2 separate regions of the Homo sapiens genome follow, and region 2 is linked to region 1. A link is an interaction called in ENCODE POLR2A ChIA-PET data of the cell type or tissue named here. Cell type or tissue: PC-9. All regions are shown on one strand. Each heading gives the region's core, and the rest is flanking DNA. Links, peaks and the distances in the headings are about the cores only.

Region 1 (7,566 bases), core at 2,328-6,327:
ACATATTGGCTGGATGTGGTGGCTCACACCTGTAATCTCAGCACTTTGAAAGGCCGAGGTGGGTGGATCACTTGAGTACGGGAGTTCAAGAGCAGTCTGGGCAACACAGCGAAACCCACTCTCTAAAAAAATACAAAAATTAGTGGAGCATGGTGGCATGTGCCTATAGTTCGAGCTACTTGGGAGGCTGAGGTGGGAGGATCGTTTGAGCCCAGGAGGTTGAGGTTGCAGTGAGCCAAGATTGCACCATTAAGCTCCAGCCTGGGTGACAGAGCAAGCAAGAGCTTGTCTCTGATAAATAAATAAATAAATAAATAAATAAACAAATATTGAGCATGGACACAGTGCTAGGATCTGGGTCTACCTACAAACCAGATATGATTCCTGTCCTCGCAGAGTTTATAATCCAATGGGGCAGTCATATCTTAGATAAATAAAACTAAAGTTATAATCACATTTTGTGACATGTATTGAAAAAGGAAAATAGAGGGCCATGAGAATTATGGAGAATTAAATTTCACTAAGGGTAGGGTCCAGGACAATTTTCAGAGCTCTGGCTTCCAGGACACCTCCAGAGGCCCTTGAGGATACCCTCTAAGTAAACCAATCACCCATAAGCTGGGGTACTGCTAACGCCAAGGATAGCAACTTCTGATCGGCAGATTTAGCTAGGGAAGGGGTTTAAGTCACTTTCCAGTACAAGATATGCACTTAAATCCAGGTTGTCGAGGCTGAAGGCAGCAGAGCTGGCTCCAGGAAAGCTTCCTCAGAGGGGCTGGCCCAGTCAACTCTGAATGCTCACGCTCTGGAGCTCTGGTCATTCTACCCCTCCATTGCTCAGGTGCCACATCCTACAACGATATTGCTACTTCCCCTGACTCCTGAAAAGGAGGCCTAGACAAACCATGATTTGTATAACAGAATAAAGATTCTGTAAATATACCTAAGGAAAGAAATCATACATATGAAAAAATTAAGAGAAACTCAACCAAAAATAAAACCGTAAGGTTTCCCTACAATCTTGAGGCAAAGCCCCACCTGCAGATAGGTGACCTTCTCACCACTCCATCGGTGGCAGCTCACCTCATTTCCACGGGATTGCAGGAATACTACTTCAGGCTCAGTGAAAGTTGTCATGGAGATTGACTTGACACGATGAGGGGGGTTCAGCCCTCTCCTATGGGAGAGAAACAGGAAGAAAGAGAAGTATAATGCAGTTAGCATGGCAGGCTGTTCATGGGAGGAGGAGGAGGAGGGAGAAAGGGTGAAAGAATAGCATATAAACTAAGCTCAGATAGAACCCCCCCATCTGAAGCTACTTCCTAATTCCAGGAAAGAAGGGAAATATTTGGAATATTTTGGAGATATTAGAAGTCTCCAAAGAGAGGCCAGGCACAGTGACTCACACCTGTAATCCCAGCACTTTAGAAGGCCGAGGCAGGCAGCTCACTTGAGGCCAGGAGTTCGAGACCAGCCTGGCCAATATGGTGAAAACCTGTCTCTACTAAAAATACAAAAATTAGCCGGGCATGGTAGTGCACGCCTGTAATCTCAGCTACTCAGGAGGCTAAGGCACAAGTATCGCTTGAACCTGGGAGGCAGAGGCTACAGTGAGCCAAAATCACCCCACTGCACTCCATCCTGGGCAACAGCAAGACTCTGTCCCCACTCCCACCACCCCCCTCCAACCCCCAAAAAAAAGAATCTCCAAAGAGACAGGGAAGAGAGAGTCAGGAACATCCTGTGATCCCAGTAGTTCTGGAGAGGAAAGGTAGAGCCTGCCCATCCAGAAGCCTCCTCTAGCCTGGCTCAGATCCCAGTAGTTTCAGTGTTCAGCCTGTAGGCCGAGGGGGGTACTTCTGGGAACTCAGACACGTGACCACTTCCCACTTCCTACTTTATCATTGTTTTAGACCTACAGCCCATCCCCAAGGTCCCAGGGCCCACAAAAACACAAATCCTTCAAGCATGAGGGAAGGCAAAAATGAAGGCCCAGTACTATTCTTGATAACACTAACAAAAACAGGATATGGTGACAAAAAACAGTCTCTAGCCCAGCTGGTCCTCCTTGTGTCTACAAAGAAGGGTGGAGTGGTGGTGGGATGGAGAGGGTCCCTCTCTTTCAGGAAGCCATCTCTAGGAAAAGAAATATTTGATTTTCTTATTTCTGTATCTCTCAATAAAGCAGGAAGAAGTCAAGTTCAACCATGAGCTATAAGGCTGGCATGGGCGAGGAATATGTAACCTGTGGCAATGCTTTTGTGCCTCCTCTGTATGTTCTGTTAACTCCCTGGGAATCCAGTTCTGCCTCCAGGAACCCTGTGGAGATTATAAGAGAAGAGAAGGCTTCCTTGTCCCCACTCAACTGGTCTCAGGAGTGTTCTAATACAGGAAACTTGGGGCTAAGCCAGGCAGGGCTTCATAGGTTCCCCTGTCCTTGCACCTTAAGTATTATTCTGGTCTAGGTCTACTACCCTCACTGGATTAAACAAAACTGCCCAAACCAAAACAAGCTAGATCCTGGGACAGGAGGGAAGCAGTCTCAGCAGATGAGGCCTCTTCAGACTTTTACTCTCATGGAAAAAAAAAAAATGGCCAAATCGAGTTGCTCAAATAAAAATCCAGAATAGGGTCCTGGCTGACATCCTCAGGAAGCGCAAAGGGGGAAAAAGAGACAAAAATATTTAACAGATGAAAATCCTGAAAATTCACAAAGAAGGTGGGGAAAACATACATTCACACTAACAGGTGCACACACAGAATCCAAGTGCTCCTGCCAAGTCTGGGAGAACAGCAGCGAGGTGTAAGCAAAAGCAGCGGTGGTGGGGGTGGGGGGCAGGGAGTGGGCGGACTCAGTACAGAGTGAACAGTAAGGGCGGCCACCCTGCGGATGATAAATTACTCATTATGGGATTTTAACAAAGGACAGGACACTGGAGGCTCCAGTTGACGCTGTTTGCAGCAATTCTGCTGCTAGACCTTTAGGTATAAAGGGTCTCAAAAATGCTCTTATAAAAGACAAGCAATATCAAAGAGGACTGATGCCCCCAAGGAAAGATAAGCTCAGGGAAAAACGAAAGCAAGGCTTTGTTACTACATATCAAACAATAGCTCTTAAGCTTGGTCTGCCCCGAAGACTGTCTTCCGATCACATTTCAGAGATAGTCCATTCTCTCTCCTAAGGCCTCTCTTGCTAATGGCTTGGTTTGGTTTTGCTTTTAATTCTAGCCAGCCTGCTTTTAGACTTTCTCACCTTAACCACTAGGCCCTTCCCCTTCAGAATGTCAGGGCTTTCTGAAGTCTAGCCAGACCTCATTGTCCCTGTGATCTCAAAGGTCTTCTCCTTCACCTCCTACAAACAAAATTTACTTTGCCAAAACACAAGGCATTATGGGAGGCACTGTGGGGGATACAAAAATTATAGGACAGAGTTATCTTATCACCAGGAGCTCACAAGAAGAACCCAGGAAGCCTGGACAAAGGTACTTCTTACTGCAGTAGGGTGCTATTCAGTCAGGCACTGATGGATCAGGGAGAACGTGACTCCAGGATGCAGCAGTTGCGGAAGGAAGAGAAACAGTCATGGGGAAGGTAAAATGTATTATGTTTACACTAGAAAAACAGATTCTAAGCCTATCACAAAAAGGTCATTGACATTTCCTGAATGGATAACCAGGAACTGTTAGCGAACTGTAAACAGGGAGGTATGCTTCCTTGTTAGGGGGAGGAGGCAGGACTCAACCCAGGCATCAATCAAAATGGGATGCTTAGAACAGAACTTATGGTTGAGCCTGGACTAAAAGAGTTTATTTTTGGTGGGGGTGGCGGGCGGGGGGGGCGGCAGACGTGACAGGATGATGGGAAGGCAGAGAAAATAAGAAATGATTTAGGTGCTTTGGGCCAAATGAATCTGATGGAACAGGATGTTTCCATAGCACAGTACAAAAAGCATTGCTCTGACCTTGATGTCTGTAGACTGGATTTTGTACAACCAGAGCCACAGTCTGGGGGCAGGGAGAATTCTCTACAAGGCAACACTGCAGCCTAGGAAGGGGGCCTAGTTACATGGCCTATGAGTCAGAGTTTTTCTTTCTGAATCACAGAGAGGCCACTGCTGGCCAAAAGAAGCAATTTAGAAACGAGAGCCCCCTTCCTCCTGGTAGCTAAAACCATGTGGCCTAGGTGTGCTGCATTTCACTGGGTACACACCAGGGTCATGCAGCGGACCAGATGTGAGTCACTGGCCTGGAATTAAACAGGCCCAGCTCTCCCACTTGCACCCAGCTCCCCAACATAACTCTCAGGTTCCTCCCAAAAGAGGTAATCACAGCAAATTCATTCTGGTATTTCTAACCAGGAAGTGCTGGGGAGGAACAGAGATCAATTTATTTTCTCAGAATAGAGTAAGTTTTTCCAATGGAAAGTACATTATTACTAGGACTCAAGCCTCCAGCCAGTCAGGTTGTCTTTATCCACTTCAGTTTCTTTTTCACAGGGCACCTAAAGGGCATATGAAGTATTCTGAATTATTTGGCAGCTGAAGCCACTTGTATGTGTAGCTGCTAACAACTGCCCAGTCCTCTCTCTTTCCCTCCCTCCCGTCTCCTCTCTGATTCCATTAGGCATAGTACTATTTCCACAAATACCACACCTTTTGTTTTTCTGTGATCATCACCCTCATGCTGGCCCATATTTTTGCTTCTATCTTGCTTCATAAAAGCATCAAACCTGCTCAGCTGCTCAGATAAGAAAGTTCTGCCAGGTCAACAATGGAAAAAAACCAGTTCCACCCAGCACCCAAGTTCTTTTTCATTTGTGCCAAATTTGGACTTGGGAAATCCTTGCCTTTGAACAATTGTGTTCAGATTCATACACCCCAGATCGTGTTTCTTTGCTCTGGGATTTCACTCCTCTGCTTCTGAACAGGATACAACTAAACCAGTTTAGCTCTTATCTTGGATGCAAACATCACCATGAAGAGTCCCTGTTAGGAACTTTTAATAGTCCCTAAGAGGAAGGCTCTCCTATTACCCTGCTCCAGGGTCAATTTCACTAATTTTAGGAACCCTCTTCCTGATCTAAATTCTGCTTCAACCCATTTCCTTTGTTCCTCCTCAGCAGCAATGATAAACAGCTGTCCTGTTGATTAGAGCCAGGTAGACTCCTGATAGCATCCAGCCGCCCTTCCCTTTAGGCTCAACCTCAATCTTTTTTACATGTCTCCCTCTGCCCTCACCTCTCTCATCCCCACCCCCCCGCCCACCACCCCACGTCGAGCTTTTTCTCATCCCTTTAGTAATTTATCACTTCCTTCGGGGCTTTTCAAGTGGTTCATGCACCCCTTATGAAACAGCACCTACATCTGTAATTTAGTGAGAGACTCTGTCCACCTCTGCCCAGCAGAGGTCAACATGAAAGGTGACAGAGGAGGGGATGGAGGGATGGGACTAAAACAGGGGCAAGGTACATGTGTACCTCTCCAACCCAGACAGATGGAAAAGTACTGAATTATTGAAGAACATACTGTACCTTTCCTCCCATGGAGATTAAAATGCTTCAACTAAGAACCACCAGCAAGCCCGACAGGGAAAGTAAGGCACAAGGAGGGCAGGAACTTGTCACAAATAAAGAGCTGTCAAGTGCATTCTTGACACCCAGCCCAGAGCTCTGCCCACCTTAATTCTGACTCCTGTGATCACAGTAAAGTTGGGCAGAAATAGAAGAGATAAGTGTCTATTACAAACACCTGAAGAACGATGGATTGAAGATGGACCCAAACAGCCACATCAAGGAAATATGTCATACTTTGCTGAAAAAACTGGGTGTCAAAGTTAGCGTCCATCCTTGTGTCAATGAGATCTCAGGCCTCAACATCCATTTTCTTTCTGAGGAACAGTGGTTCATTCACAGACGCATTCAGGCAAACCAGAACAAGAAAGAACATTTAAAGCACTGCTTTGCAAATAGATGCTTTTTAGCAGCAATTTTTACCACGTCTTAAGATTCAAATGACAGATTCATCCTCCAAGAATTAGAAATGTAACTAAACAAACAAGCATATGTGTATGTTGGGGAAATTAAACAGATCCACATCTAGGTTAAGGAAATTAGGTACTGGAAGAAAACCAAATGAATAAAACTAGGTCAGGTGTGGGACCTACAATTGTGGCAGTATGTATGTAAATTTAGGAACAGCAGAAACTAGCAGCCTTTCTCTCAACCCCTCACACCAACGCTGTAGGTTTTTGCTACAGCTGAGAAAATATTTCTCATTAAAAAAGAGAGAACAAGAATGAGTTCATACATGCAGGGATGCAGGCAGAGTCATACCCACCCACCAATATTAAAATGTGTGTTTTTCTTCAGATCTTAGGAAATTCAACTTTGGCTGGAACCATCAACTTTGCTACATCGGCCAATCCAACCAGCTGGGAATTCTAGTAATTTTGCTCACTGCCCCCAGACGACTCTATCCCCTTATGAAGGAGACATATTTGTAACCCACTGAACAGAAAACTGGCCTTTAAAATAATGTCATCCTGCTGTCTCCTTTCTGTGGCTACGGTGCTAATGTGGTATTTCAATTTCTTCCCTCAATATCCTCTTCATTTTAACAAAGAATATTTCTTCTCGAGGCCAGGCACAGTGGCTCACGCCTGTAATCCCAGCACTTTGGGAGGCCAAGGCAGGTGGATCACCTGAGGTCAGGAGTTTGAGACCAGCCTGGCCAACATGGTGAAACCCCGTCTCTACTAAAAATACAAAAATTAGCTGGGCGTGGTGGTGTGCACATGTAATCCCAGCTACCTGGGGAGGCTGAGGCAGGAGAATCGCTTGAAACCAGGAGGTGGAGGTTGCAGTGAGCCAAGATCGGACCACTGCACTCCAGCCTGGGCGACAGAGCGAGACTCCATCTCAAAAAAAAAAATTAATAATAATATTTCTTCTCTTTGCATCATACCTCAGTTTGGTATCACTCTAACCCACAGAGCTTCATTTTACTTCATAGCTTTTAGCAATACAGAACGATTTCTTTATAGTCCATGGCTTCCACTAGGATGTCAGCTCCGTGAAAATGGGAACTTATCACTACTGTATCTCCAGTACCTAAAACAGTGTCTGGCGCTTGATAGGCACTGAATAAGTTCGTGTTGACTGACCGAATGAATAAACATGCAGGCTGTCAGCCGACCACAATTTTCACTTCCCACCAACACCAAACCCTAATCTACAGGTAATCAATCATGGGGATTTAAGATGCTAATTGGTCTCCGTGCCACCATGGAGCCATGCCTCCAGAAATAAGCATCCCCTGCCTCACATTCTGCCTTACAGCCCACCTGCCAGCTCCCACTCCTTCCCACAGCATATCAAAGGGACACAGGTAATACTGTGTTAAGACCCCTTTACAAGGATTATATGCCTTGCCCTTGTCATGCTAATTATAGGGAAACTCCAGCTTTCTTGCAGAGTTTCTCCTGAAATTTCTCACTCTCAACATACCTTCAATTCAGCTTCATTTACTGGCCTAACCTCTTGATCTTTCATTTCACTCTCATTTCCTAC
Region 2 (7,566 bases), core at 2,235-6,234, 240 kb before region 1:
GGCATAAGCCACCAAGCCCGGTACCTAGACTTTTTTTTTTCAATACCTACTGACATTCAATTAGAGGCCCTTTATTATTATTTTTATTTTTTTATTTTTTTGAGACAAGATCTCACTCTGTGTCCCAGGCTGGAGTGCAGTGGTACAATCATAGCTCACTGCAGCCTCAAACTCCTGAGCTCAAGCAATTCTCCTGCGTCAGTCTCCTGAGTAGCTGGGACTACAGGCACAAGCCACTACACCTAACTAATTTTTTAAAATTTTAAAATTTTTTGTAGGGACAGGGTCTTCCTATGTTGGCCAGGTTGGTGTTAAATTCCTGGGCTGAAGTGATTCTTCCACCTCTGCCTCCCAAGTACTGGGATTACAGGCATGAACCACCATGCCCAGCCTCCCTGGATCCTTGATCTTCAATTTTCTCTATCTCCTGGCCTGATTAAAAACCTTAGAGGGGGCGGGCACAGTGGCTCATGCCTGTAATCCCAACACTTTAGGAGGCTGAGGCAGGAGGAACACATGAGCCCATGAGTTCAAGCCCATCTTGGGCAACATAGCAAGACCCCATCTCTAGAAAAAAAATAGCAAAATTGGCTGGGTGTGGTGGTCCATGCCTGTAGTCCCAGCTACTTGGGAGGCTGAGATGTGAGGATCACATGATTGCAGGCATTTGAGGTTGCAGCTAGCTATATGATGGTGCCAGTGCACTCCAGCCTGGGCAACAGAGCAAGACCCTATCTCAAAAAACAAACAAACAAGAAAAGAAAAACTTTGGAGGATCTCCTTGACCAGTCCCCTCTTTTTGCCCTGCAGGTGGAGGGTCCCAGAGGGGATCAGGACCTGGCACATGGCCACAGAGTTAGCAAGAGCTAAACTGGAGGCCAGGCCTCCTGATCCAGTCGCCCGCCCCAACCCCTGACTGTGCTGGGGTTCAGGCTAAGCCCCTTCCCACCCTGCCTCTTCCTCCACCTCCGCCCTGGCCACAGGTGCTCCCCTCTCCAACCTCCCCGGTCGCTCCCCTTACTGTCTGAGACACAATTGCTGTTGCTGTTGTCGGAAGTGAGCTGGCAGTGGGACCCAGAGGGGCATCGGAAGTCCCCGCACTGAATGGCTCCTCCCGTGCAGACACACTTCTCCGTGCAACCGCTGGAGACCCAGCTCTTGCCCAGCTGTAGAAGTTACAGGAAGAGAAAGAGAGTGAGGAGGGGGCTGGGCGCGGCGGCTCACGCCTGTAATCCCAACACTTTGGGAGGCCGAGACGGGTGGATCACCTGAGGTCAGGAGTTTGTGACGAGCCCAGCCAACATGGTGAAACCCTGTCTCTACTAAAAATACAAAAATTAGCCAGGTGTGGTAGCACACACTTGTAATCCCAGCTACTCAAGAGGCTGAGGCAGGAGAATTGCTTGAACCCAGGAGGCAGAGGTTGCAGTGAGCCAAGATCGCACCACTGCATTCCAGCCTGGGCAACAGAGCGAGACTCTGTCTCAAGAAAAAAAAAAAAAAGAGTGAAGAGGGGAGGGCCAGTTCTCCTTCCTCTTGCCCCAGCAGCCTGGCCCACCATCTAAATGGCTTAATTGATGCTGGCCAGAGGCAGCCACAGTGTCATTTGGTCATCCAAAAGACAACTGTGCAGGCCAAGTGTGGTGGCTCACACCTGTAATCTTAGTACTTTGGGAGGCCAAGGCGGGCAGATCACTTGAGGTCAGGAGTTCGAGACCAGCCTGGCCAACATGGTGAAACCCAATCTCTACTAAAAATTCAAAAATTAGCAGGCTGTGGTGGCGCTTGCCTGTAATCCCAGCTACACAGGAGACTGAGGCAGGAGAATGGCTTGAACCCAGGAGGCAGAGATTGCAGTGCGCAGAGATTATGCCACTGCACTCTAGCCTGCTGGATAATAGAGGGAGACTCCGTCTCAAAAAAAAAAAAAAAAAAAAAAGGCACTGTGTTTGTGCTTGGTGACTTACATATGTTGTGCAGGAGGTACTACTGAACCCATTTTACAGATGAGGAAACGGATATAACAGAGGTCATCTGACTCATCAGTGGCACCATCAGGATTCAATCCTAGGTTAGGCTGAAATGAGCCCATGGTCTTTCCACTATACCATGCCATGTGCTGCTTGTTTGGATTCCTCAGATCCAAAACCCAAACCATGTGCCATCAGCCCAGACCTGGCTGGAGATCAATGTGCCACTCACACCAGCCTTCACACCCCCGGGCCAGCTGTAAGTCATGGGTATCCCAGGCTGAGAGAGGCAGAGAAAAGGAGAAAGCACTGCCCTCAAGCTGTGTTGCCTCCAGTCCCATTTCCCATGCCCACTCACAGGGATGGAGCCACCATGGGCATCCTTGCAGCCACACTGACTTCTGGGGACACACTTGTCTTCACTCAGCACATAGCCGGGCTGACAAATGCAGCCCTCAGCGCAGGCAGAGGGGACTTTGGCGCCCTCACACCGGCCATCCAGGTCCCAGCAGGAGGGTGAGCAGGAGGGAAGGCAGTTGGTGTAGCTGCTGTAGGCAGGGCATTCCAGAGCTGTGGGTGAAGGAGACAGTGGGTCAGTGGAGAGGGTCACAGGGGGCCAAGGTGGGCAGGGGCTGTACAAACCAAGCTATGGGTGGATGACCAACAAGGCTTGGGGAGCTTTTTTTGTTCTTTTGTTATTCATTCAGCAAACATTTACTGAGTATGGGTTATGTGCCAGGCTTTGGGGGAAAGCAAGGAAAAAGCGGCTGGGCATGGTGGCTCACGCCTGTAATCCCAGCACTTTGGGAGGCTGAGGTGGGTGGATCACAAGGTCAGGAGATCGAGACCATCCTGGCCATCATGGTGAAACCCCATCTCTACTAAAAATACAACAATTAGCCAAGCGTGGTGGTGGGCGCCTGTAGTCCCAGCTACTCAGGAGGCTGAGGCAGGAGAATCACTTGAACCTGGGAGGCAGAGGTTGCATTGAGCCAAGATCACACCACTGCACTCCAGCCTGGGCAACAGAGTGAGACTGTCTCAAAAAAAAAAAAAAAAAAAGGAACAAGAATGGCTCTCCCAAGCCAGCATGAAGGACGGTGGTCAAACAGCAACGGCAGCAGGACCTTGATGTGTATGATCAGTAGGTGTGTTGACAGCAAGAGCATACAAGGCATGATGGAGGCACAGAGCAGGGAGGTATTAATTCTGTTGGGGGAGTTAAAGAAAGGCCCTTAAGCAAAAATAGTGTGAACAAATGGAAATGCATACCATGTTCATGGATAAGAAGGTTCAGCAACATGGTGATGTTAGTTCTGCCTCAGTGAATGTACACATTTAATGTGATCTCAATAAAATATACATATATATATATGTATATATATATGTGTGTATATATATATATGTGTATATATATATATATATATATTTTTTTTTTTTTTTTTTTTTTTTTTTTTTTGCGGGGGACGGGCAGGGACGGAGTCTCTCTCTGACACCCAGGAATGATCTTGGCTCACTGCAGCCTCTGCCTCCCTGGTTCCAGAGATTCTCCTACTTCAGCCTCCCAGGTAGCTGGGATTACAGGCATGTGCCACCATGCCTGGCTAATTTTTGTATTTTTAGTAGAGATGGGGTTTCACCATGTTGGCCAGGCTGGTCTCAAACTCCTGACCTCAGGTGATCCTCCCACCTTGGCCTCCCAAAGTGCTAGGATTACAGGCATGAGCCACCACACCCAGCCACCAAAAGTATTTTATATATGTGTGTGCTTTTAATAGGACAAGATGATTTCAAAGTTGAGCTGAAGACATAAGCAAACCAGAAAAGCCAGGAACTCCCTAAAAAAAAGAGCCATCAGTAGTGAATGGCCCTCCATAAGTCGTTTATTTTGTTTTATTTTATTTATTCATTTATTTATTTTTTTGAGATAGAGTTTCGCTCTTTCCGCCCTGGCTGGAGTGCAATGGCACAATCTCAGCTCACTGCAACCTCCACCTCCCAGGTTCAAGCAATTCTCCTTTCTCAGCCTCCTGAGTAGCTGGGATTACAGGCACATACTAGCACGCCCAGCTATTTTTTGTATTTTTAGTAGAGATGGGGTTTTGCCATGTTGGCCAGGCTGGTCTCAAACTCCTGACCTCAGGTGATCCGCCCACCTCGGCCTCCCAAAGTGCTGGGATTACAGGCGTAAGCCACAGCGCCCAGCCCAAAGCTCATTTTAAATTTTCAGTGATTACGACTTTGTGTTACTGCTACATGCAAATACAGATGGACCGACAGAACAGAGGAGAAAGCTCAGATATGGATCCAAATATATATGGGAATTTAGTATATGATAAATTGTGGTATCTCAGTCCCTGCGCAAAGACAGACTAGTCATTTAATAATATTGGAACAGCTGGCTAGCCTTCTGGAGAAAAACAAAAACAAAGTTGATTCATACCTCATTTTACACATCAGGATAAATCTTCATGGGTCAAAAACTTAAATACACACACACACACACACACAAAAAAAACCCACTTAAATATAAAAAAATGAAACCATAAAAGTTCTAGAGCAGGCCGGACACGGTGGCTCACGCCTGTAACCCCAGCACTTGGGGAGGACGAGGCGGGCAGATCACTTGAGGCCAGGAGTTTGAGACCAGCCTGGCCAACATGGTGAAACCCCATCTCTACTAAAAATACAAAAAAATTATCCAGGCATGGTGGTGGGTGCCTGTAATCCCAGCTACTCGGAAGGCTGAGGCAGGAGAATCGCTTGAACCCAGGAGGCAGAGGTTGCAGTGATCCGGGATCGTGCCACTGCAGCCTGGGCCACAGAGTGAGACTCTGTCTCAAACAAACAAAATTTCTAGAGCAAAGAATCAGCAAACTCTTTTGTAGCTTCTGTGGGGCTAGCATTTATAGCTATTGCTCAAGATGCAGAAGACATAAAACAAGATTAATATATTTGACCCCATAAAAATTTTTGTCCTGCATGGCAAAAAAAAAAAAAGTCAAAAGATGAAAACAAAAAGGACTGGAAAACTTTGTGTAACTCAGAGCACTAATAAAGGTCTACTTTCCATAACAGATAAAGGACTTCCATGAAATAGTTCAGTAAAGACCAACGACTCAATGGAAAAATGGTGACTGGATAAGAGCAGATAGTTTACAGAAAGGGAAATTCAAAGGGTTCCTAAGTACATGAAAAAATGTCCAATCTCACTCATAATAAAAACTCAAATTAAGTCTTGTTATTTTTCATGACCAGGTGCAGTGGCTCATGCCTGTAATCCTAGCACTTTGGGAGGCTTGAGGCAGGTGGATCACCTGAGGTGAGGAGTTCAAGACCAGCCTGGCCAATATGGTGAAACCCCGTCTCTACTAAAAATACAAAAATTAGCTGGGTGTGGTGGCACATGCCAGTAATCCCAGCTACTCGGAGGCTGAGGCAGGAGATTCACTGGAACCTGGGAGGCAGAGGTCACAGTGAGCCGAGATCATAGACTCCAGCCTGAGCTACAAAGTGAGACTCAAAAAAAAAAAAAAAAAAGTATAGCAATGTCAAATAAAAACTCAGGCTTATAGCTTCTTTCAAAAAAAAAAATCAGAGGATCTGGTCACACTGGACCCACAGTGATGCCCAGCAGCTGTGGGGCAGCTGAGCAGCGGCCCCCTTCTGCACGGGACCTGTGTGCTGCTTTCACCCTGACCCTTCAGCCAGCTCAGGCTGCTGTGCTCATGTTGCCTCCACTGGCCCTGAGAAGCTCTGCAGCACCCCCTGCACCTCTGCTTTGCTCCTGGAACGCGAGAGTGTTTTAAAGAAAAATAAACTTTCTTGGCCGGTTGAGATGTCTCACGTCTGTAATCCCAGCACTTTGGGAGGCCAAGGCAGGCAGATCACAAGGTCAAGAGATCGAGACCAACCTGGCCAACATGGTGAAACCCTGTCTCTACTAAAAATACAAAAATTACCTGGGTGTGGTGGTGCGTGCCTGCAGTCCCAGCTACTTGGGAGGCTGAGGCAGGAGAATCTCTTGAACCCAGAAGGTGGAAGTTGCAGTGAGCCAAGGTCACACCACTGCACTCCAGCCTGGTGACAGAGCGAGATTCTGTCTCAAAAAATATATATAAAATAAAAAAATAAATAAAATAAACCTTCTTATGAAACACTGGCAAAAAAATAATAAGACGTTGTTTTTCAATTCTCAGATTGGCAAAACTCCAAAAGCACAGAGCATATAGTTTTCTTGTCTTTTGTTTTTTTAATTTTTTTGTAGCGATGCGGGGGTCTCATTATATTGCCCAGGTTGGTCTCAAACTCCTGGCCTCAAGCAATCCTCCCTTCTTGGACTCCCAAAGTGCTTGGATTACGGGTGTCAGTCACTGCACCCAGCCACGAATATAAATTTGAATTTGTTTATATATGCATAAATAAGTGGTCTTGGGAAAAATACTGAGACATGAACCAGGCCCATGGGGTGAGGGTGGGAGGGAGACGGTACACTGGTATCTTTTTTTGTTTTTTGGGGAGAATTTTTTTTTTTCTGAGAGTCTCACTCTGTCACCCAGACTTGAGTGCAGGGATGCAATCACAGTTCACTGCCGGGCTCAAGTGATCCTCCCACCTCACCCCCACAAGTAGCTGGGACCACAGGCATGCACCACCATACCCAGCTAGTTTGGTAATTTTTTGTAGAGATTGGGTCTCACTATGTTGCCCAGGCTGGTCTCGAACTCCTGGTTTCAAGCAATCCACCCACCTCAGCCTCCCAAATTGCTGAGATTATAGGCATGAGCCATCACACCCAACCTACTGGGTATCTTTTAATACTTTAAAAGTATTTTAAATTTTTTAATACTTTATACGTTTTTGAATCCTGCAAATGTGTTACCTATTAAAAAAAACTCTATTGAATTCCTGTTTTAAATTGTAAAAGTTTCTGGCGTTATATAGTAGTGATGGTTGCACAACTTTATCAAGATACTAAAAGACACTTTTTTTTTTTTTTGAGATGGAGTGTTGCTCTTTTTGCCCAGGCTGGAGTGCAACGGCGCGATCTCGGCTCACTACAACCTCCGCCTCCCAGGTTCAAGCAATTCTCCTGCCTCAGCCTCCCGAGTAGCTGGGATTACAGGCATGTGCCACCACACCCGGCTAATTTTGTATTTTTAGTAGGATGGGGTTTCACCATGTTGGCCAGGCTGGTCTCGAACTCCTGACCTCAGGTGATCCACCCACCTTGGCCTCCCCAAGTGCTGGGATTATAGGCGTGAGCCACCACACCCAGCAAAAAAAATTTTATATAAAAATTAAAAAATAGTCCTTGTCAAAGAAACAATGAGGGCTGAGTTAGTCAGGAACGAACAGGAAGGAGAGTGAGGGAGCTCTCAGGGAAGCAGAGAGGGAAAGGGGGTTTGGGAGGGGTTTGGGGTGACAGCAGGGCACACTCACGGCAGAAGCTGCTGTTTCTCCAGAGTGGGGGCTTGAGCCCCTGGCTCTGGCAGGTGGCCCCGAAGGCTTGCAGAGCCTGGCAGAGGGCCTGGTAGAGACCTCCGAACTCACAGAGGGTGTTTGCACAGTCCACCAGGAAGGGCGTGAGGTCTAT

The links. Peaks named below come from ENCODE experiments on the same cell type or tissue, not always from the same donor. Only the 100,000 strongest peaks of a DNase experiment are listed, where the experiment ranks them.
Region 2: POLR2A ChIA-PET joins it to region 1 with 7 read pairs; 3 of 35 experiments call an interaction of 5 or more read pairs at or near these places.

Annotation. Positions count from the first base shown.
Region 1 is chr7:100,542,433-100,549,998 of GRCh38, reverse strand. AGFG2 (ArfGAP with FG repeats 2) reads right to left here. Exons shown (of 12, transcript NM_006076.5): 2 at 1,084-1,177. It overlaps LOC124901708 (a long non-coding RNA gene), which reads left to right and starts at 3,503. Exons shown (of 2, transcript XR_007060453.1): 1 at 3,503-3,591; 2 at 6,367-6,532. In PC-9, for the core only: no CTCF peak of the experiment used is centred there; DNase peaks (open chromatin) are centred at 3,648, 4,178 and 4,808; H3K4me3 peaks cover 2,101 bases; H3K27ac peaks cover 4,000 bases.
Region 2 is chr7:100,779,597-100,787,162 of GRCh38, reverse strand. It overlaps ZAN (zonadhesin), which reads right to left. Exons shown (of 48, transcript NM_003386.3): 35 at 7,413-7,566; 36 at 2,329-2,540; 37 at 1,022-1,166. Among named protein-coding and RNA genes, the nearest start is that of EPHB4, 44 kb to the left of the region's middle. RefSeq lists an enhancer at 1,939-2,438. In PC-9, for the core only: no CTCF peak of the experiment used is centred there; no DNase peak of the experiment used is centred there.